3 separate regions of the Mus musculus genome follow, and regions 1 and 3 are each linked to region 2. Evidence: chromatin loops called from intact Hi-C (ENCODE). Cell type or tissue: left cerebral cortex. All regions are shown on one strand.

Region 1 (8,000 bases), 470 kb after region 2:
TGGCATGTTTCTGCCTACTTTCTGCTGCCCACAGACATAGTGGGGCCTTTGAGCTTCCATATTGTTCCCCACTAACGTGGCTGGCTAATCAGAGTAAGGGCAGCTAGTTCCACTTCAGTGACCACACTGATCCTGGCCCCACCTGCTGGTGGACAAGCAGCGGGATACAGCCCTTCTCACCGGAGGAAGCTCCTCTCAGCACCTCCGTCTTAGGTTAAGTGTTCACCTCAGCCAGGGCTCACACCAGCACCTAGAATCTTACCATCTAGGAAAAAGGAAGCTGTTCAGAGCTGACCTGAAGAGAGTTCCCTAGCCTTGAACATGCTGTTGGAAGGTCACGGTTCTGGTTGTTGGTCTATAAGTGGCACCTGTCTAGTTGGTCCAGTCTGTTTCAGTGACTGTGCTGATGTCCAGGGGAAAACAAAAGGGCTCCTGTGCCCAAGTCCTTCAGAGCAAGTACCCAAGTCTCATATACCTGCCCTCAGGACAGAGGGCTCTGCGGCCTTCTAGGCACAGGGCCGGTGAGTCCTCCTCATTCAAGGACTTGCTTGTAGATCTTGGATCTGTGCAAAGAAGATCCTGACACTTGTGTAGCTTATCACAGCCTTCCTTTTCATGCAGTTCTCTCCTGCTTACTCTATTAGAGACACCTTACCTAAAAAACACAAAGAAGCATTGGTACCCTTAGAACTCATGTTTATCATGGTTTTAATCTGTCCTCTGCTTGTACTATTAGAAACATCTAGGGAAACCCAAGAAGCATTACAATCCATACTCACTCTCCATCACTGGGAATTTAGTTGGGAATTTTAGGGGCATGTGAGTAGAAGCTGCTCACACTGCTGTGCAGCCTGGCTGCCTGTGGCAGTACCTGGTGTGAGCCACTCCTTGCTTATACCTAGGTTATGCACTCTCACTGGCAAGATCATTCATAAGACAGAGTCTCTGTCAGGCTCCTCTGAGTGCCACACACCCCCAATGACTGCTGTTTCTTCATTCCCATTGAGAGTCATGTGAGAAGAAGGTGCCTGCCCTCTGCTTTCTGAGTAAAGCATGACCCAAGGGAGATGGCCTGAGGGGTCAGCATGGTAGTGCGGGTCAGGGCTGACTATGTTAGGTGGGAGTCTTCATGAAAGCCTTGGGCAGGCTTGAAGTGTATTAGAATCACTTGTCTGCTCTGTAAACTTGTGGAGAAGGTGGCCTCGGAGCTACAGCTTGATGGATAAGTGAAATTGGGAGCCAGACTGTGCTACTCAGGTCACTGTAGCCACCTGGACACTTGTGACAGAATGGCGCTTCAGATAGAGCTGTTTTCAGGCAGCAGAGAGAAAGGGACTCTAGCTAGGGTTGCTCCAAGAAGAGCAAGGGAGCAGCAAAGATCCTTGAGCAGAAAAGGCCTGCACCCTGCGTGGAGGGCCAGGGGCCACGGCAGGTTAGCATACCACTCTTCCCAGCTGGGATGAAGTTCATGCTGGCTGAAGAGCATGAAGAAGAACCTGTGCCACATGGAATCAAGGTTCACACTCAGTCTGCTTCCTGTCATCCTTACCAGTATGTGATGTGTTCACACCACAGTTGAGGATGGGCCTCCTACTGTACAACCGCCTATCTTCCTCAGGCGCACGCCTTTAACCCTAGCACTCGGGAGGCAGAGGCAGGAGGATTTCTGAGTTCAAGGCCAGCCTGGTCTACAGAGTTCCAGGACAGCCAGGGCTACACAGAAAAACCCTGTCTCAAAAAACCAAAAAACAAAACAAAACAAAAGAAAAACCAAAATAACTGTTGCAGGTACTTTCTGACATCCTCTTTTGCTAATGCAAATAACAGAAGGCCATGATTGTGTGCATTTCCATAGACCGGATTCCTAGAAACAGAATGAATCTAAAATATAGTTTGTTTAAAGTGAAAAACTATAAATCATACCCACATTTTTCTTGCCCTACAGAGCAGCATGTAGGTAAGAATGTTTATCTGCATACTTAGCAGGAGTTTGTGTCTAAGGAGGACTTGCTTGGTTCTGCTGTGCAAAGACAGGCTGCAGCAGAAGAGAGCATAGTCCAAGGTAGGGCATGGTAGCTGCTGTTGGCAGTGTGACTTCAAGAGCAGAGCGTGGACTCTGAGCAAAGTACATGTGTACAGAAGTAAAATGGAAATGCCTCTTCACTCCAGTAGGATCTGGAGCTCCCCTCTGGCAAAATTCAGGGAAATACAATTTCACCTGTGTAGTAACCTGGTTGGCATTTGGAAGAGAGGGATGGATCCTGTGCTCATGGTCAGTGTCTGGCAGGGTATGTGCAAGCATTGTTTACAGGCTTCTAGAGTGGAGAGGTAGGGTGTAGGCAGCTACTAGAGAATGAGAAGTGGCCTCAGGGGACTGGTAAGTGACGCAGTCCACAGAGGACCAAGCCTTCTTCGTCTGCCAAGATAGATGTCAGGTTGTCTTTGCCTTGGCGTACTTCTGTGCAGGGCAGGCGATGCCCTGGGCACAGCTTCCTGGTCAGTGAGTGCTGTGAAATGATGTCTCATCACAACTCATAGAGGCAAGCTTCTGCGCTCTCTGAAGGGCTGCAAGCTTGTTTGCTCCAGTCCTCCATCTTCCCATCCTCTGTCTTGCAGGGCTATACTTACAGACAGTGTTCTGAATCAGCTCTGCAGCTGAGGAGCCCTGTTAGCTGGGTGCATGAGTGGCTGTGCTCTGTTAAGCAAGGGTGTCCTTGAACCCCTTCAGTGGCCTGCTGTGTCCAGGGCTAGGGCTAGAGTTTGATCTCAGAGTGCTATTGCTACTACCTGGACTGTTTCAGGAAAGTAGTTAATGTGTGTGTTTGTGAAGTGTTAACCAGATAATGCCATTGTCAAAATGCCCCTGAGCCAGACTTCAAAAGCTCAGCATCTGCCCCTGAACATAGAGAGGCGCTACCCAGGCTGTTGTGATAGGAGATAGCTGCAGCCAGCCCATGGGTGTAAGGAACTGTGTGCCCAGCCCACCAATCAGGGTCAAGCCCAACACATTCAAATGTTAATATTTCAAATCACATTTGTAAGCTGCAGAAGCCACTGCCTGTTTCCTGAATGCTACTTTGTTCATAGTAAAGTAAGTGGGTTGCATGTAAACTGAGCAGTTTCCGTAGGTTGCTTGAGTTCAAACTTGTTTTTACAGACACAATGAATTTGACCTTTCGAAGCTAAAAAAAAAAACAAAAACCAAAACCCACTGGGCCTTTGTATTCACTTGTCTTTTGTTCAAATATAAATAAGTGTTTAAGAGCTTACCTTTATGATATTTCAAACTATCTTGAAATGGAAAAGAACTGTGAACAGGTAACATGCACACCCTGAAAGGATCAACCGTGCATCCACAGAGCTTCATCACTGGGAGGCTCATGGGAGGTTAGCAGCAAAGCTGAGACTGAGGGCATGGTGTTAGCATCCCTGCGTTGAAACACTGGTATCAGGCTAGCAGGCAGAAACCCCGGGAGGCAGTAGGGCTCTCTGAGTCTACCCAATGCCCATCCTCAACTGCTTTCTCTCATCTACAGACTCCGCATGCAGCAGCGCCCCTGGCTCCGGTCCCAGCTCTCCAAATAGCAGCTCTGGCAACGTCAGCACTGAGAATGGCATCGCACCCACTGTGCCCAGCGCTCCAGCTGAGGTGGGTCAGCACAGACTCATATAGGCCAAGCACCCCACATACCTGCCTTGTACCTGCCTTGTGCCTGACAGTCCAGTGAAGACCAAAACATAGGAGTACTCTGGGAAGGGCCTTCCATGTGTCATTCCCTATTGTCCTCATCATGGTCCTCTGAAACATGAGGACCTCAGATCCCATAATATTTGGGAGCTCCCAATCTGCCTTTTTCTTGCTCTTTCTCCAAGTGTGTCACAGAAGCAGATGTCATCATACACACTGTGCGTTAAGGCACATGGGGCAAGCAACAGCCATGTGAGAGCGGTTGTGGAGTGAAAAGGACATTTGAGAGATACACAGATTATAACAGCCAAGAATCAAGGGTTAGGGAAGTGAATGTTACTGGTGGACACTAATGTGGGAGAAAGGAGCAGAAAAGAGAAGACAGGTCCAACATGACTCCAGAACATGGTCCCATCACACTCACTACATACTTCCCCGAGCAACATGCCTGGCCCAGGATGCAGCAGCAGCAGCAGCAGCAGAGGAGGCTGCTCTCCAAGTTCCCCTGTAGATAGGGAAGATGAGCTCTGACCAGGCTGTGAAGGAAACACAGGAGAACTCAGACTGCCCCAATGGTGTTGCTGCTACAGGCCAGGATGTGGGAGAACACCCAGAAACAGCTCCTTGGGTTGAGCCAGTATTGTTATCTGTTGTGTGTGAGCGCAGTGAGCAGGAAACTTCTTGGGAGCTGCTGTCTGTCAGCTTTCAGGAACCTGTGATTAGTAACAGTGACTGAGTTCCTTCTTTAGCATTGAGAAATGAGTCTTGCCCTTCCAAAGAGCTGATAGGCTCAGGTGAAGATACACAGGCACAGTGCTTTCTTCGTGTCAGGTTTCTAACCCCTTTATGTCTGGAAAGTTAGAAATGAGGGTCACTGCAAGAAGTGACGTTCACTCCATTGTGCTTGGTTCCTTTTACTTTATACTTATATTTTTCTCATCATTGGTGTTCTTTAACCTTCCAACTTAGCACTTTCTTAGGTTGTTACAAGTTTTAACAGCCCTTCTGCAGGACTAAGCTTTTATAGCTGAAACCTACCTGTAATTAGCCTCAGCGTACAACCAGAAAACTGTTTCCTGCCCTAGGATGTTAACTGTGCTTCCCTCTTGTTGGTCATGGGCCCAGATAAATCTGTGATGTGGGCATTTAGATGTATAACAGCTCCTTGTTTGGGTGGAGCATCACTTTTGTGGTTCTAAGTTGTGTGCTCATCTTTATAAAGCCCAAATATGCAAATTGAGCTGCCACAAATCAATAAAGCATCCAGAGCGTCCCCAAGACCAGTAAGGTTGCTGGCATTTCTCAGACAGTCATTGTCACAGGCAGAGCTGGTGTTTGAGTCCTGGGTCACATGTGGACATACCTTTTGAATTTCACATTCTAGAATTGGATGAACTTGTGCCTGAGGGCTGCTCATGTGTTAGCTATTCATGGTAGTGTCCCTGGGGAACCCCAGCAGTGTCCCAAAAGCCTGAAGTGCTGGTAGTTAACACACCTCTTATTACAAACTGCACATGCTCACACTCCTGCAGAGTATGCAATGTCTGACCACTGGCCCAGGCTCACTGAGGAACCCCAACACTCCCAGGAAGCTCCTGCACTAATTTTATACCAAGCTGTAACCTAATCCTAACCCTAGCTCTGCCACCAATAGTAACCCTAAGCCTAACCTCTGCTCCAACCCCAAGAAGAACACTAACTCTAGTGACAAACCTACCCTAAATGTACCTCTAACACTGACCTTAGAAGTAACACCAGTAATGACAGAATAATAACCTCTAATAAACAGAAATAACGGCTAGCATGATTATCAGGGCAGTCCCTGACCTCTGTGTGTTGATATGTACAAGTCCCTGTGTTCTTTTAGCTATGACTTGCAGCAAGGTGGAAGCCACATACTCTGCTGCCATCAGACTGCTTAAATGACCCTGTGGCTGACTTCATGTGCTTGGGAGCCATTTTCTTAGGGCTGTTTCTTCCCACTGCATTCAGAGTGGAGCCTCACAGTCAAGAGCAACACAGCTTTTAAGGCTTCCAAACACAGACTGCGAAATCAATCTGCAAAAAAGGACAGCAGTTTATAATCCCATGACCACTTGGTTCAGCTTTTCTGAGCTTTTACAAAATCTGTCAGTTTGATGACTTGGTAAATATGTTTTTCAGTCACTGATAAAAGTTGAGCATTTTTTCATTTCCCTTAAAATGGGTGCTTTTGTCATTGTCTTTATTGAGTTCTGCTCTCATGTTAATTGGTCTATGATTGACAAGTTCTTTATATTCCAGTCTTTGTTTTTCCTGCGCATTGCAGATTCCTGTCATCATCTACCTTTATAAGAACAGGGTTTTTCCTCCTCACCATTAACTTTCTCCTTGCTTTCTGCTTTTGATGTCATTCTTGAAAAACTTCTAACTACAAAAATATTTTAAGATGTGTTGTTCTAAATATCCTACCCATAGCTTTATGGTAAGTAGGCAGATTGAATAAAAACAAACAAGGTAGCAGGAGCCCATTAAGAGGGGAAAACTCAGGAATGGGAGCCCTGATTCAGTTCCGGTGGCATGCTGTGGTCTTCCCTGCACTGGAGGCCACAGTCTGCACAGTTTGTTTTGCACCAGGCAACCACACATCAGCACCTCATGCTGTAAGTGCCCTTGCAGCCCTGGGTATGCTGCTTGTATTGGAATGTCTGTAGTAGACTCTGACGGTCACAATGTCTTCTGTCTACAGACGAGCTTGGCACACAGACTTGTGACTCGAGAAGGCTCAGTCGCCCCACTTCCTCTCTACACGTCACCATCCTTACCCAACATCACCTTGGGACTTCCTGCCACTGGCCCTGCCGCTGTAAGTTGGCCTCTGTGGGTCTGTGTGGCATGGGGTGGTTGTCTACTCCAGTTCCCACAGCCTGAGTTTACTGGTTCTGCCTTTCAGGGTGCGGCAGGTCAGCAGGATGCTGAGAGGCTTGCTCTCCCAGCTCTCCAGCAGCGGATCTTGTTCCCTGGGACCCACCTCACCCCGTACCTGAGCACCTCGCCCCTGGAGAGGGACGGTGCAGCAGCTCACAACCCCCTCCTGCAGCACATGGTCCTGCTGGAGCAGCCACCCACCCAGACACCCCTTGTCACAGGTAAGAACCACAAGGAGATCTCTGTGGCGTTAGCAGTTTCCTTGGCCTCCTGTAGCTTTTAAAGAAGGCTGGAAAGAACAACTGAGCCCATACAACAGTAGAAACTCTATGGTTCTCTGTAATGTGATAGCTACCTTAACTGTGGCAAAAAACTGTGTCCTGCTTAGAAAAATGACCAAGGAGTACCAGTCAGTGCCAGTGGCCCTCTGTTTAGCCTCCTGCTCTCCCACTGATTGGTTTCCCTACAGCTCGAGGAAGCAAGTGCATGAAGTGCAGAAGTGACCGTTGATTTCTCAGCTTGAGGATGATTGCATTTAGAAAAATACAAGTTTGAGACAAAGTAAACTCGTGACATTTACCCAGTTACCACACTTTGGAGGGACTGTTTCAGAAATGATGGCATGTGGAATGTTTCTCATGAGACACACAACCCTCCCTATTGGTGACTTGGCCCAGTTCTCTACATCATCCTTAGGTCAGTGGGTGACTTCTTCACACCTGTTGCTTCACTCAGAATCACAGCCAGAGCAATCCTAGAACTGGCGTTGTCCATGTTCCAGTGTTCCCCTGGGCCAGCCTCTGGTTGGTGTGTTAGAGTTCCCACCTACTGGGGTGAGTTGGTCTGTAGGGCTTGGTATTGGTTTCCTGTCTTGTGCTTTTTGTCCCTAGTATGCCCTTGGCTCTCCCAAGTCAGTGATCTGGACAGGAACAGCACTTGGTCTGCTGGGACACCCTCCTCCAGCTCTGAGAGCAGTGTCTCAGTGACCATGGACCGCTCCCTACACTCAGGCCCCTTCCTGTCTGTTCTCTTGGAAGCCAGGGACCATGGGCTTCATCTTCCCATCTATGAGTGAGATGCTAGCACAGAGTGACAAAGTGAAAAGACTCAGTTCCCGTAGGCAGCGTCTGACACCCAGCAGCCCAGTCGGTGCTGATCTCCAGGTTGAGGTTTTTCCTTTGGGGTTAGCTGGGTTTTGGTTTTGGTTTGTCTCTTTATTGTATTTATTTGAACCTCTGTTGCTGTTTTGATATTAAATCTTGCTGGCCTCAAACTCGGACTCTCCTGCCTCAGTCTTCTAAGTGCTGGGATGTCAGGGCTGTGTTTGTGACTCTCCCCCAGCACTCTATCCAGTCTTCCCAGCACCCCTTCTGATGCAGCTCTCGCTGGGAAAGGAGCCTCCTGA
Region 2 (8,000 bases):
TTCCTAGCTCATCTGTGTCCAGTGCCATTCCACAGGAGGGCAGGTGGCTGACAGCATGGTGCACTCTCAGTCCCTTACAGCATTGCTGGCATTGTTCCACTCTACTGCAAGATATGATCTCTTAGTATATTGTAACTGTCATCTAAGAAATGTGCAGTTAGCCTGCTTTAGCCACAACATTGGCCAAGTTTGTTGTTGTTGTTTGTTTGTTTGTTTGTTTGTTTGTTTGAATATTGTGGTTGTTCTGAGTATGTGGAGATTTTTCCTTCTCAGTATTCTTTGAGCATTGTAGTGACTGCTGTGTCCACCGTGAGAATTACTGAAAGTGTGTGGCTGGAAACATGGAGGCTGTGTGACAGTCAGTACTGTGCTTTTTATGTCCTTAGAGTTTGCTCTCCACAGGGTCTCTGAAAGCAACCCTGTGGATACCATGGGATACCTATTACTGCTTGAAATGGAGTCATACATTCTGTTCCCTTGAATAGGTAGGGCTGTGTGTGTGTGTGTGTGTGTGTGTGTGTGTATGTGTGTGTGTGTATGTGAAAAAGAGAGAGATTGAGATTGATTTATTGGATTGATTTATAGGTTGCTGTTGTGATAATCCAGCAATAGCTATTTGACACTATTCTCTCTAATCCCTATCTGGTGCTGAGGGCCTGGAGGATTCCTAGAGTCTTTTTTTTTTTTAATTTATTTATTTATTTTATGTATATGGGTACACTGTAGCTGAACAGTTGTAAGTCTTCATGTGGTTGTTGGGAATTGAATTTTTAGGATCTCTGCTTGCTCAGGCCCAAAGATTTATTTATTATACATAAGTACACTGTAGCTGTCTTCAGAAGAGGGCATCAGATCTCATGACGGGTGGTTGTGAGCCACCATGTGGTTGCTGGGATTTGAACTCAGGACCTTCGGAAGAGCAGTCAGTGTTCTTAGCCACTGAGCCATCTCTCCAGCCCCAATCCCAGAGTCTTAAGTGTACATTAGAGTCCCAAAGAAGTTGGTTCTAATATTGGTGCATGAATGCTGCAACAACAGGATAGATGGACTTGCCAGCAAGAATGAAGACAAGCAGGCAGGAAGCATTTGCCTCATTCTGTAGCCCTGACCATCCAGCCAAAATATAGTCTCCAGCTCATAAATCAATATTCAGCCAATCACACATCTGGCTATTTCATCTTTCAAATAAAATGTATAGCCAGGTACCCTGCCCATAGTGGTGCTCACTGTGAAGATTTCCCTACACTCCAGGGTTCTCCAGAAGGTAGTATGTGCTTTGAATCAGCATTCAGTATATGGTGCTGCTTCCATAGCCAGTCTAGGTATCAGGAAGTGGAAGGAATGATTCCATTCACTGTTCCCCTAGAATCCAGTAAGAAAAATTGTGCTTCCTGATTCTATGGCGTTCTACCCTGCTGTCCTAGAGGTTTTAGTACTAGAGAGTGGGGTGTTGCTGTGAAGAATCTGGCCATGTTTTATTTATTTGTTTTGTTTTAAGGTATGTGGAAGGCTTTGATGTTTTAGATTAGTAAAGTAGCTGCATTTTGTAAGCAGAACATAATGGGCTCTTGTAGTAGGAACTTGAAAGTCAGTAGCACTGAGGCTCATACTCACGCATGGACTTTACCAACAGCTAGGCTGTGATACCTTGGCTAGGAATCTGGCTGCCTTCTGCCCTTGTCCTGAGAACTTGCCTGATGCTAATTAAGTAATAGACTAATCTCTTTGGCAGAGGAAATTTCAAGAGAGTATAGCATTGAGTCTGTGGTTAGGTTATTATTGATAACCCGTATATAGTTCTACACTGAAAAAGAGCAAATGGAACAGAAAGAAATAACAACATATATAACCTGGAGGAAAATAAAAGCACTAGGAAGTTTAATGTTTACAGCCAAGGCATCTCTGTCAAGAGAGGCTTTAATTGTTTAAATAGATTAGTTAAGGCCAGTCCACATTGGACTGTCCCTCATTGGAGGGTAAGATGCCCAGGAAACAAGACCTCATACAGCTAAGCTTCTACCTTATGAGGAAGCTTCAACATACCGATGTGGTCAAAGGCAAAGAGGGCCCATCCCAAGCTAGCTGCTGATCTTGGCATGTTATCTAAATGGTATTGGCCCTAGAGGCGTGAAATACACAAGAATTGAGGAGTCAGGAATTCTTCCGTAGTTTCAGGGAGCTATGAGTCCAGGAAGTGTGTGGCAGAGGAGTCCTGCATGAAGGACAGCCCTAAGAGGACAGGAAGCCATATAAGATTGCTGCATGAAGATGAGAAAATGAAGGGTGGTTTGCAGTGGAAAGCCCAGATGGTGGAGATGCTGTGAGATGTCTGTCAGGAAGTGGAGCTGCTGCAGCACTCTGAGCCTGTCTGTGCCTGTCTTGCCCTGCTCTGTCATGTGCTTGGGATAGAGTCTGAGGCTGTTGGGCCCCTCCATTTATGCTAACCCTCACTTCTCCCCAAAGACTACTCTGAAGGCTGATGTACTACTCTGTTGTGGTTTCTCTTCTGATCCTGTTGTTCTCTGCTGGAGTGGTTTGGTGCCTTCATTTTGGATCTCTGCTTCTGGTCAGTTCCTAACTGCCCTCACTGTTTTCCAATACACCTCCAGAGGTTCGTCTGTTTTGTTTACTTGTTTTTAGGTTAAGAGAGTTCCTGTTTCCTCTTTATGAAGAGTGCTCTCAAGCACTAACATTTCTGTTCCTGGATTAGCTCAGAAACTGCAACCTCTGTCCTGCTCTAGCACCTGGTGACCTGAATCCCAGTGTTGAACTTTATATTCTTCACAGCCTGCAAGGTTATTACTGTCTTGTTATCACCATGACACCTCCTCTTAATGCCCTGAGTCTGTTACACAAATGTCTTGTGATCCTTGCTTTTTAGAATCAGTTAACTGGGCAGAGTGTATGAGCTAGCATTAGGGCACGAGGACTAAGATCCAAACAGACTCACTGCGACTAGGGAGTATTTCTGGCTTTTGACCTCCCACAGATAATACCATATCATTTTCTAAATTTGATCTGAAACACATGTTGATCTGACCCGTGCTTAAAATTCATAATTTTGGTATTACTTAGTTATATGGTTATCAGGGTATAGAGCTGTGACCTGTAATTTTCCCAGAGTTTGTGAGTTACAACATCCAATTAATTGCTTGTATTTCATTTACTGTGGCTTTGTCCTTTCCCTGTGTTGTGCCCTCTCCTCAGTTTCATAAGTTTTCAATGGTAATTGTGCTGATCTTAATTTCTTGAGTGAAAATTATGATCTGTTTCTGAGACAATTGCTGTAAACATGCCACTTGCCAGTTAGACTTATTTGGTCCAGACTTGACCAAATTATCGTTTTAGAACATTTCTGTTTAATTTCAGCTACATTTCAGTGCACCCCCCACCCCCACCCCCATACCCACCCTCCCAGCCCCACCTACTGCCCATGAGGCTCATTGCAGCTGCTGGAAGTTTCCAGACAGAGATCTAGTACTGTGGTGATGGATGCAAGTTCTCCACAGGGTTTCAGGCAGAACTACAGTTCAGGAGGAAGTAAAAACAGCCTGTGGAAAGTGGGAGAAAAGTGGCCTCTCTCCTATGGGAGAAATATTCAGCCATAGAACCTTAATTGCTGTTCTGTACTTTTCTGTTGTCGTGCCTCAGTGCCTCTGGTTAAAGCCGTCTGCCCATGGCACTAATCAGCCTGTGACACTTCGTCACATCATAGTTGGACACTGGTGTGGCAGGAACATTGTTCTCAGATGGGTTTCTCCATCTGTAGCGTTGAAATGTGTTTATTGCGTAAGCATAGCTCCTTATCAGCTTTGTGTTCTGAATCATAGAGGCTTCCCAGTGCCTTTAGTTCTTCATTATCTCTGATCAAGGATGTTATCTCTAGCCTATCTGACAAGTATTTACCGGAGATGTGCTGTGTCTCTCTTCATCCTGTGAGCTCTGCTAAGAGTTGTTTCTCCAGGTTTAAGTAAGGTACACAACAGAGTACTTTTAAAGCCTTCTTGTTCTTTTTCTGGGGCATGTGTAAATTGTAATTCTGGCAAATCATACATAGATGGCGCTGTTGTTCTATAGTTCACATACTTCCAGGACACCCTCCTTTGATATTTGTTAACATTTAAGGTGTACTTCATTTTTAGTTGAAATATTTTGTTACCACTTCAACAGAATTAACAGTAGCAGGTACAGAATAATCCTGTGTTACAGTAGAGAGCTGTGTGTGTATGCTGCTAGCAAGTCATGAAGAGCACGAGAAGGTTGTCAACTTGTTGCTGTAGAGAGGGAGTGCTCAAAAGTAGTGCTGAGGCCAGGCCTTGGCTCTGTGGAATTTCATGTAACAGCTAATCAGAGCAAGCTTACAGAGCAGGGCTAATGTGTCCTCTACAGACTCTACTGTTTGTATGCTTGAACTGTTTTTAAATGTTTTCATTTCTTTTGGCAGAAAAAAACCAACTGGATAGGATATGAAAGCTAAGAAAAGCAATCTTAATCTTTGACAGTGTCTATCTAGTATGGGCACTCACCTAAACCAGTGCAAACCACGCAGGAGGACGGGCAGGCAGGGCTACCCGAACAACTGTGCTTGGGGGATTTGAATCGCTCGATCATTGTGGGAGTGGCGCATTTGCACTAGGACATTCCTGCCACCAACTAAGTTCAGCCTTACCACAGTCATCATTTCTCTGTGATTTCTTGTGGAAGCAAGCGTGACCCACGGACCCATGCACCATGCATTCCTCTTAGGTTCTAGTTCTGTGGGGACCTGGCTGTCGCCTACGGGTTTATATAGTGAGCCATCTAGCCACCAGGAACCAGATACAGTTATAGAATCTACACTTGGAAATTGCAGACAAGAAACATCCTCTCTTGCCTTTACAACTTAGGTATAGCTAAGAATTTGTTGAAAATAATTACTTTGTTTCTTGAGCCTGTAAGATTAAGAAAGGCTTTAGTGCCTTTTCCCCTCAGACATTTGTCTCCCCAGGTAGCCCAGGCTGGACTCAAACTTGTGGCAGTTCCTTTGCCTTAGCTTCCCAAGTACTAGGGTGTCTAGCGCATGACTATGCCCAGATTTAATTTTTAAAAAAAGAAAAAAATGGGGAAAAAAAAGGTTTGTCTCTTCAAGCATAGTGCTTATGTTGAACCCATCTTTGAAGAGAATGGGATGTAACAGTTGTATAAACGTTCTTGAATCAGCAGAATGAAATGGTAAAGCAAGGGAGAAGCCTACAGTTGGTATTAGTAGTACCAGAAATGAATCTACCCTTGATAAATATGGCCCAGTGTGCTACCTAGCAAGTTCCATGTGGTACTGTCACTTGGCTTTCTAATGAGGGCATAGTGTGCATAACGTGGGGACTACCATCTGCTGGTAGATTACTCCTGCTATTGTGTGTGAAGTACACATTGGCTCCATTTTTCCATTTCCCAAACCCTTCATCGAGAGCCCACTATCTGAAGGTATCAGGGCTTCTCAGAACTCCCTCAGTTCTGGAGCTGTTTAGCAGAGTGGCTACATGACCCCAGAGATCTTTAAGAGAAGTGGTGCCTTGAACATGCCTGCTTGTGAACAGCACTTAGTTAGTAGTAGTGGTGTTGTTGTTGTTTTGGGGTTTTTTGTTTGTTTTGGGTTTTTTTTAAAGATTTATTTATTTTTATGTGCATTGGTGTTTTGCCTGCATATATGTCTTGCGAGGGTGACAGATCCCCTGGAACTGGAGTTATAGACAGTGGTGAGCTGCTGTGCAGTTGCTGGGAGTTGAAGCCAGATTCTCTTAGCATCCAGTGCTTCTAATTGCTGAGCCATCTCCCCAGTCCCTGTAGATACATGAAGAGTTAAGAATATTTGTCTAATGGTACTTATTTTGATGGCTTGTTGTAATCCATGTTTGTCTTACTTTTCAGGGTTCAGGATAAGACAGAAGTGCTGAATTACACGACCATTCCGGTCTACCTCCCAGAAATCACTATTGGAGCTCATCAGGGTAGCCGGATCTACAACAGCTTCAGAGAGGTGAGCCCTACTATGGGAGCAAAGTCAGGGATACATGTGACCACTAAGCCACCTCCGTGAAGAGTGGATCAGCTGCTGTCCCCCTCATTTCTAGTGATAAAGCACCGGATCCAGTGTCCTTTCTAGGTACATTGTCTTGTTGGACACATATCCTCCATTCACTAGCTGATGGCTCTAGTTCTTCACAGCTACATCCAGTGTCACCTTACTCCTCACAGTGTATCTCTGAGGTTTCCATTTGTGAGGCCTTACATTTGTATGTTTGTGAGGCCTTACATTTGTATGTTTGTGAGGCCTTACATTTGTACATTGCAGCAACGGTGCCGGACTGATGCACACATGGAAATAGCATCTCTCCCTCCTCGTGACTTTCTCTAGTTTATACATCTTCTTCACAAGTCTTTTGTTCCTCCATTGCTATTTCTAGCTGTGTAGGCAGGGTCAGGGACCTAACAAGACCAGTAGCCTGCACCAAGTAGCATCATGGAATAGGAAGAGTGTCCTCTGTCCGTCATCTGCTGTAGCATGTTGGTTCTTGGAAAGTGTGGAACACATGGGTCTGCATCCGGAGACAGCTGCCTGCACTCCTGTCAGCAGCAGCAGAGGCTACAGACCACTGAGCTTTGATTAAGGGGTTCAATGTGGCTGTTCCCCCTCCTCCCTCCCTTACTTGAAGGACTCAACATTTTCTTTTAAACAAGTTCTTTGAGCCTTTTTGAAAATAATTGTATTCACCATATACATTTGGGAGCTATCTCCTGACCATGGTCTGTGTCTGGACTGACATCTTACCTGAGTGGATACAGCTGCTCCCTATGGCCGCCAGGTCCCACACTCCCTACCTCCCTCTGCCAGCTGCAGAAGGATGGTCTACAGCATTGTGGACCTGCCTCCCTCTGTCAGCGTTGGCCTCACTGATAGTGGGTGTGTGGTTGGCGAGGTGGATAGTACTTTCCATCTTGTGCCTTTGACATTACTGCCTGTACCCATATCAACAGAGCTTGCCTTCAAGTTTCTTCTCAGGAATGTTGCTCCAGCACCTTAGACTGTCTTCAGCTAATATTTGCCCAGGATTTATTTTCTGTTCCCTTTCACGTCAGCCTTTCTCTGGTTATCTGAAGGTATTAAAACAAACAAACAAAACCCTCTAGTTATTCTGAGTGTTTGTAATATTTATCCAGTTACATTGGAAAAAGTACTTACCTGGGCTGTCTCATGGTGTTTTCTGACCTGTCCTGTGTATTTTACTTTTGGGGGATTATGGTTTTTTTCTGGCTTTCATGTATGTCCTCCTGCTTGCCAACTAGTCATCGTTCTGTTACTAGTTGGCCACTGTAGTGATTAACCTGGTAATGAAAATGGTCATCTCTGATATATTTGAGTCTAATGTCAGTAGTTTTCCTGTTGCAGGCAACGTAAAGTCACAGACTGTTGAGCTCTGTTTGCTTAACTCCTCCCGTGGACTGCTGTGATAATGGGTCCTAATTCTCCATACTTCTAAGTCCCTCAAGTTATTATGGGGACTGTGGGGACAGTATTGACTCAAGATAGGGAAGGCACCCTAACACTTACCCTGCTGAGCCTTAATCTGTGATAGAGCAATCTGATAACTGCAGTGTATGTCTTTTGGGTCTGCTTGGATGGCCTGGCTCCCTTCTGCTGTTTGGTCATCTCCCTGTGCCCCCTGGCAGGTGCTCCCTGTGTTTTGTCTCACATCTTCTCTCACTATGCCTGATATTTGCCACTTTTGATAGTATTTTATTAAGAATAAATATTAAATAATAATAAAGTATTTTATTAAGGAGATCTCTAGTCAGGATCAAAGTGAAAGTAGGCCATCAGAATCCATTCTAATATCAAGCTGATGGGCTGGCTGTGTGTGGGTTCCATGAGGTCTGATGTATTTCCAGTCTTCCTGCTTTTCTCGAGATTTCATCCCTACTGTGTGCAGAAGCTCTGTTTGGTGCCTCTCTGCTGCTGCTCC
Region 3 (8,000 bases), 500 kb after region 2:
TAGATATATTCTAGATAATCTAGATTCTGTCAAGTCAACCAATATTAACCATTAACAGTGTTTGTATGTCTTCAGTGTGTGTGTGTGTGTGTGTGTGTGTGCGCGCGCGCATGCGTGCACACGCGCATCTGATCTATGTATATGTGTCTGTGTATATTTGTGCTGTTTGCATGTGTGTTTGTGTATGCTTGTATGTTGTGTCTGTAGGTGGGTGTAGGCACTTAAGTGTGCCTGTGTGTATATCTGGGGTTGGGGGAGGTTCTCTGTGGTGGGTAGATATCTTCTGTGGTATGTGTACTCATATAACGGTGTATACATGTGTGTCTGTGGAGGATAGTATGTGTGTCTGATGGGTGAATCTTACGTGGCACATGTGCTTCTGTGCCTGTGAATCTATGGCATATGTGTATTTAGTGTGGCTTCATGTGTCTATAATCTGTTGGTCCATCACCACCATCACTTGAGGTCCGCAGAAGAACCAGCTGGCCTTCCCCTGAACCCTCATAGGGACTTTAGACAATGCTCTGCTATGAATGGTGTAAAAAACAGTAACTAGGTGTCTCTTCTGCAGGGGTTTCTGCTACTTTAACTCCGTGGCAGTTGCAGCCAAACTTCTCCAGCAGAGGCTGAATGTGAGCAAGATCCTCATTGTAGACTGGGTGAGTGGATGCCTCATTAGCCAGTTCTGGGGAGAGCATGCATGCCCACCTGTCTCCCCAGTGGACAGCCTGATTGAGCACTGGGCCTTGTCCTGTTGATACTTGGAATTGAGGAACTGAACTCTCTGGAAACAGTCTCAGAGATCAGAGAAGCCTGCATCCATTAGAAGTTGGTTTCAAGACTTTGGCCAGCTGATCCTAACCTCATGGGCCCTGACCTGCAGGATCGTGCCCATAGTGAGGATTGCCACCATGGCTGGTCCTCAGCAGTGTCTCTAGGAAGCTGGAGAATCGAAGGTCAAGTTCAACCTTTCTCTATGCTCTGACCTGGGGACATGGACCTGGACTGCCCACTTGTGCTAGCTGAAAGTCACACCACACACATGACTAAGCCTCCATCTTCCTAAATGAACAGAGCTTCTTATAACCCCACTATGGAGTGGCTGATTTTTCTCTGAGAGTTAAGCCAAATGTCACTGTCCCATGAGTAGACAGGTGTTGAGGTGTGCCTGCCAGCACTCCTTAGTTACAGTGCTTACGTGTCATAAACTCCAAACACCAGGAAAAGAGGCAATCTGGGCTTCTGCCAGGCTGGATCACCCTGGTCCTGGCTGAGAGAAGTGGTCTTCAGGACATGCGTGCTGGGTAGCCCTGTTCTACAGAATTATATGTTACATGAAAAGCGGTAAGAAACCAGTGGTTCTAATATATACCTGCACACAGAAACTCTTTAGTACTGATGTCTCATAACATCCTTTATACTAAGCCCACATCAGGTTGGGACAGCATTTGGATTTCAAGCCCTTCTCAGTTTCAAAAAGAACCAACAAAATATAAACCAGAAGAACAAGTCAACTTGGGTCTGGAACAGGGCCTGAGCAAGGCAGGAAGGTTGTAGTTTTCTACACCAGTGAACCTGTCCCCTCCTCCATCCTGGCCCTTCCTTAGGGAACAAGCAGAGAAGTGGCAAAAACAAACAAACAAACAAACAAAAAACAGAAGTGCCATGCAGTTGGTGGCTACATAGATGTGACAATTATGTTCTGGGAACAAGGAAGTCAGCAGGTGACCCACATAGACAGTCTCGTCTTCCCAGGGCTGCAGGACATGCTCCCCAGGGCCACACTTTGTCTTAAAATGCATGATGGTAACACACATAGATACTACTATGATTCATTTACAGTACTCATCCACTTACTGTACAGTGTTACCAATGGTTCCTCCTTCCACCAGGAACCTGGTGCGTGGCATGAAAGGCTCTTGTGTTTGTGAGCGCTGGGGCATCCATCCACAGTGTGCACTGAGCACAGATGAATGACCCTGTAGAAAAAGCTTTCCTCATTCTCTGTCTCTGTCTCTCTTCCTGTCTGTCTGTCTGTCTCTCTCTCTCTCACACACACACAGAGAGAGAGAGAGAGAGGGAGAGAGAGAGAGAGAGAGAGAGAGAGCGCTATGCAGCCCAAAACCACCTAGCCTGCCCATCCTGGAAACTAAGTCCCATGACCTACAACAGTGGCCACCGGCCTGGCAGAAACCAAAGCTGCCTCTTGATAAATGTGCATCAAGTCTTAAGAAAAGAGCTGGTCATTTTCTTTTCAGGGTGGGGGGTCACTCATGACCACCTAGGGTCAACTGCCACATATCCTATGTCAGTCGTTCTCAATCTTCCTAATGCTGCAGACTTTAATGCAGTTCTTGTGTTGTGACCCCCCAATTATAAAATTATTTTCGCCACTCTTTCATAATTGTAATTTTGCTAGTTATGAATCGTAATGTAAATATCTGATATGCAGGAACTCTGATATGCAGCCCCAAAGGGGTTGCGACACACAGCTTGAGAACAGCTGCCCTTTGTGACGTGCCTGTAAGTAGCCAACCCACAATTAGTGATTATCCTTAGGAAATGGCTCACTTACCACAAATAAGGCAGGCATGTGAGATTACTCAGATGGCTTTGTTGACATAGCAGCCTCAGCTCAGCTAGAAGCCTAACCCCATCTATCCCTTTCACTGAAGTCAGGACTACACTATGTGCTCAGAGTTACTCAGACTCTTGCCTCAGCATTTCTGTAATGCTGCATGTACCCACAATACCTGACCATGAGGTGTACCAGAGATTCCAGGCTATTCACCTAGTAGGAGGGTCGAACTCAAGGCCTGATCCTCCCTGAGCCAGTTCTCTTGTTCTCTTAGGATGTACATCATGGGAATGGGACCCAGCAGGCCTTCTACAATGACCCCAATGTTCTCTACATGTCCCTGCACCGCTATGACGATGGGAACTTCTTCCCAGGAAGTGGAGCACCAGATGAGGTATGTGGAGTGTATGAAACTTTGTGAGTATCTGGAGGAGAACAAGCTATCTTGGAGCCAGATACCACAGCTACCAAGAGAACCAGGCAGGTGCAGGCCCTGCATCTGCCACAGAAGTAGTATTTCACACTTGTTACAGCTCAGGTTGCCCTGCCAGAAATGCTAGCCTGGATTATCCTGTGCATGATTTAGGCCAGAATTTTTTCTAGTTTAGTGGGAATCTGCACACCAAATCTGGTTACATTCAGAGTGAGCAAAGCACACACTAAGGGAGGTTGCTGAGCTGCTCCCCAGGACTCCTGCTTCTCTACCTTGTGATGATACTCCCAGCCACTGTGGTTAGGGGGCATCTTTAAGCAGCATGCCCAGGGACACAGAGCTTGCCCCTGAAGATGGTCCCACAGTAGAGTCACTTTTGTCTTTCAGTGATTCCTCCTAGTTCAGGGCCTGTAGATAACTGCAGCCCTGTGAAAACTGTACCGCTGACGACAGTGCCTGGCACTGGTAGCCAGCTTCACTGGTGAGCTCACACACATATGCACGGGACATGTAGCTATCCCTGTGGGCACGCCAGTCCAATCCACCCTAGTTCAAGTGTTGGTTGTGCCAGGTATTCTCTTGAGTTGGTGACAGTTTCTCTCCTTGTGGCCGCAGGTGGGCACAGGGCCAGGCGTGGGTTTCAATGTCAACATGGCTTTCACGGGTGGCCTCGAACCCCCCATGGGAGACGCTGAGTACTTGGCAGCCTTCAGGTGAGTACCCCACTGTCCAACCACAGAGGCTGGTTCTTCTGAGTCCAGGGCAGCCAAGTCATCTGGAGACTCTGGAGTTAATTGTTGTACTGCCTCACTTCTCTTAGGAGTTCCCTTTTCTGAGAGCCTGTTGAGTCCCAGTGGTAAGATGGGGAGGTGATAGAAGGGGAAGTTTTCTGCTGTGCTAGAAAGTATTCATGAGTCACTGAAAACTGAGGATGTAAAGATCTCATTCCCTGCTCATTATTCCACAAACCCTTTGTAAAAGGAAAGTGGAACTGAATGAAGGAGAGCGATAGCTCACACTACATCGTCTGTGCTGATCTGGTCCCTCACACTGGCTGCTTTTTACAAAGTACTGACTTCCATCCTCCACAGTTCTTTTTATTACCATCAGGCCAGACTGCAGCCAACAGTGGATGGCTGGGCCCCGCTTTCTTCCTGTGTTACTGTGGCAGCTTTCCCCAGCCATTGTGCACTGTGGAGGCTCCAGACGAGTTAGCCATAGCCCAGGAGTAGTTCCTGGGCCTGCATGGCCCGTGGGGGGCCTTGGGTCTCAAAATGCACTTTTTTTTTGTATTATGGATAAGAACATCAACGGACCTCCAAGGGTCTTCTCTGCCTCTTCTGTAATTCTGGGGTCATGTCTTGACCTCTATACATATGAAGTACATATGTACAGGCAGGTGCCTTGTGTGTGTGTGTAGATATATGTACATGTGTCTATGTGATTCTGAGTGGTACTATGTATATGTCTTTATCTCTCTCTCTCCCTCCCTCTCCCCCCCCCCCCGCCCCGTGTGTCTGTGTGTCTGTGTGTGTCCCTGTATATGCCTATTGCTGTGTGTTTATATGCTTATTCCGTAAGACATAGATCTCTGGAGGTTTGAGCAAGTGTGTGTGCATGTATGCAAGTGTATATGCCCCTAGTCAGTGAGATGTGTCCGTAAAGTTTATATAGACCTGCCATGTGCTCTTTAGCTGTGGAGCCAGTCTCAGGGCACTTCCCAGCATCTGCTTGCTCATTTTGAAGTAGGTTTTCAGTCCCACTTCTCATTGGACAGGTGGTTGGGATCCAGTATGGTAGAGTCCTGGCCGAGTGGGTGAGAGTTGACTGGCTCATCAGTAGTTCCTAGAAGTGACATATCTCATTTGACACGATTACAAAGGTCTGCTGTTCAGCTGTTGGCTAGGTGCAGGCAGGGATCGCTCAGGCCTTAGAAGCTTCATGCTGCCTATGACCTGCTCCTCTCCTCTTATACCTTTGGTTGAACCACATTGATCTGTGCTCACCTCACTTACAACCCTCCCCTAAACACTAGAAAGTCCATGGAAGCTGAGCCTGAGAGCCAGGACTGTCATGCACTCGCCCAATAGCACTGAAGCCTGGCTCTCTCCTCAGCACTGGAGATATGATTTATCCGTGGTAAGAGAGAAAGTCATTGCCCAGTAAGCGGCCTTTATTTCTGAGTGGATGCTGTTTGCAGGTCAGGGCCTGTGAAGGCCTCATGGTGGCTATGGTACAGAAAGAAGATAATACTCTTGATGACAATAAATGGATACCCTCCACTCATCAGTCCTTACAGCTGAGTGACTGGGCCGGCCCTCATCCCCCAGGCCTTGTGCTTCACAGGGGGAATTTCTTGAGTGTGCCTGCAGTTCTGTGGTCCTGGGCCCCAAGTCTGATCCCTGGTGTCCCTGGCCAGGTATGTGCAGTGTCTGAACTTCCTGGCCGGCCTTTGAGGTGAGCCTTCCTTCCTCACCCTGACATCTGTTCTAGTGTTTGGAAAGTGTATGAATGATAACCCCTTATTGAGAGCGCCTTCTAAAGCTTCAATCGCTTCTTTGAAAAGGGAAATTGTTTCAGGTTGTCTTTTTTTTTTTTTTTATTGATTTTAATGTAAAGTAGCACTTTGAAGTTCACAATTTATAGTTCCCTGGGCATCAGGTGGGGAAGGGGGTCAGAGGCTCATTCTCCCTTTCTTCTTCAGTCTCCGCCTTTGGGGCCCCTTGGGACAAGGCATGCCTCAAAGGCAGCACCTTGTTCTTCAGAGCCCTCTCCTGCCAGGTCACATTTTCAGGGGATCAAGGCTCCGATGAAGAAAAGATAAGAAAATTGCCCCTAATGAGATCCAGAAGTAACGGGCACTTTCTCCTCGGGCTTAGAGACTTATGAGAGAAAAGGAACCATAATTCAAACCAGGCCCCAAGCCAGACACAGCTTTGAAGTTGTCGGAGCTCAGTCAGAGCACCATGGACTGGGAGGTAGAGTGATACGCTGTCCTTAGCCTCCTGGACCTGTCTGCAGTGACAGAGTCATGTGTCATCAGGAAGCTTAACAAAGATGTCAGCAATGTGGTCTTCTGAGGGTCATCCATAATTTCTCACTGATGAGACACTGGCCTCAGACTACAAAGCCCAGTACCCTTCAGTGGGCCTTCGGTCCTCATTCCTGTCTATAGCCTGCTTCTGTTGATGCCTTCTCCAAAGAGCTATTCGGGTAGTAGTAAGATTACACATAGCCCTTGTGACTACACACTCCGCTGGTACCACCTGTAGTCACCACTGCCTTCTGAATGGCTTCATGTCTGAGAAACAAGCACTCCCAGTGTAGAAATTTGGTCAAACCATCAACTACCTTTATAGAGGTAGTTGCAGTTCATCATGGCATCCCACTGCTTCCTTAGATAGAATTTCAGCAAACCCAGTAAGTGGTGGTATGATAGTCTTAGAAGTCAAGACAGGAGAAGCACAAAGGAAGTCCAATGAATCAGCAACCTCTCTTGATCTGCTTGATCCCACAGAGAAACCAGGGATAAAGTTTATTTACATCTGTGATGCAAAGGTTGGCTCTCAACCACCAGGGGCCCTCAGAAGCCCCCAGAGGTGAGGCCCAGGGCAAGCATTATGGGGAAAAGCATCCCCAAAGAAATTGCCTGTTCACCTTGATCCTGGGGATGCTGTTGAGGGTTCCTTCCTGCTAAACAATAAGTGATGTGTCTACTGCGGCCTGGGTAAAAGACATGGTCCCAGGATAAAGCATGTTTGAGTAGACAAATCCAATGGAAAGAAGCCTAGAAGATGAGACTACCTCCTTAAACAGTAACAAGCCATGGAATTGGATGGTGAGATGGCTCAGCAGTTAAGAGCACCTGCTGCTCTTCCGAAGGTCCTGTGTTCAAATCCCAGCAACCACATGGTGGTTCACAACCATCCGTAATGACATCTGACGTCCTCTTACAGTGTCTGAAGACAACGGCAGTGTACTTACATATAATAATAAATAAATAAATCTTTAAAAAAAAAAAGCAATGGAATTGAGAGGAACTGGGGCTGATATGAGTGTGGGCACTGTGATCTCCAATACACTCACTTGCAGGAGGTTGAGCAGCACCAGGCCAGAGTCAGATGTGCACCTTTGGGTATATAGCAGAGAATGTTCTTGCTGGGGCCATTTCTCTAGAAAGTGTCTGAGTTGGCATTTAGTAATCCAGGAAAGACAGGTTTGGTGCATTAGGACAGAATGCTTTAGGTATAAAGAAGTGAGGACCCTTCTATGGTTCCTTAGAGACTGGAGCTGGATCAGAGAGAAAGTCAGACCAGTTGAGGCTAGGATAGCTTCCCATGAGCCCAAGCCTTAGCCAGCATGAGGATCCACCACACACACAGTCTGTTTGAGGTTTTTTCCTAGTTTAGATGAGTGGGAGGAGGTACTGAAAACCAGAGGAGGCCCGTGGAGGAGAAGGCAAGCTCTCTAATAACGGGCTGCCAGCCCAGGCGGTTTGGGGTAGGCTTGCCATAGTGAGCATGTGGCAGTCAGAGTGAAAGCAGGATGTCAAGACAGGGAGTGGACCTTGGTAGCTTCTACGTGACATTGACCCCTGGGGTAGTGACAGGACTGGGTGGGGAGACACAGGTTGGTGTCCCCTGGTATGGCAGCCATCAGCCCGGAGTAAGTTAGAGTAGTCCAGTGGCTCTCCGCAGTTGATGCTCTGGGGCTCCCAAAGCACAGGAGCTAGGAGCACCTGCTCTCATGTGAGAGCATCCCCTAGCTCTTGCACTTACTTAGTATGCATTTCAGAGATGTCTCCTGTGTGCCCTCTAATAAGACATGGGATGTGTGACTGTGAACCCCTAGATTATGCCTGGTACTGACCTTCCCATGTGGCTAGCAATGAACAGTTTCTCTGTGAAGTGCAGTTTGGACCTGCATCTGTTCCTGGTGCAGCAACCCCACCTTTCTCCAAGCAAGGCACAGTGCAGACAGATGTGGGCA

What was found. Hi-C counts contacts between places; a loop is a spot of excess contacts. Peaks named below come from ENCODE experiments on the same cell type or tissue, not always from the same donor. Only the 100,000 strongest peaks of a DNase experiment are listed, where the experiment ranks them.
Region 1: a loop joins it to region 2, with 3 times the contacts of the local background. A loop is called at or near these places in 5 of 42 quality-filtered maps.
Region 3: it touches region 2 in a loop (4-fold over the local background); 22 of 42 quality-filtered maps call a loop at or near these places.

Annotation. Positions count from the first base shown.
Region 1 is chr1:91,983,194-91,991,193 of GRCm38, reverse strand. It overlaps Hdac4 (histone deacetylase 4), which reads left to right. Exons shown (of 27, transcript NM_207225.2): 9 at 3,537-3,649; 10 at 6,417-6,533; 11 at 6,621-6,816. Among named protein-coding and RNA genes, the nearest start is that of Gm46242, 110 kb to the right of the region's middle. In left cerebral cortex, a CTCF peak has its summit at 129 (motif pointing left); a DNase peak (open chromatin) is centred at 3,567.
Region 2 is chr1:92,450,027-92,458,026 of GRCm38, reverse strand. It overlaps Ndufa10 (NADH:ubiquinone oxidoreductase subunit A10), which reads left to right. Exons shown (of 10, transcript NM_024197.1): 9 at 5,908-6,016. Among named protein-coding and RNA genes, the nearest start is that of Mir6900, 11 kb to the left of the region's middle. In left cerebral cortex, CTCF peaks have their summits at 3,431 and 4,054; a DNase peak (open chromatin) is centred at 4,031.
Region 3 is chr1:91,951,014-91,959,013 of GRCm38, reverse strand. Hdac4 (histone deacetylase 4) reads left to right here. Exons shown (of 27, transcript NM_207225.2): 20 at 572-659; 21 at 2,853-2,972; 22 at 3,627-3,724. Among named protein-coding and RNA genes, the nearest start is that of Gm46242, 75 kb to the right of the region's middle. In left cerebral cortex, no CTCF peak of the experiment used is centred here; DNase peaks (open chromatin) are centred at 4,049 and 7,426.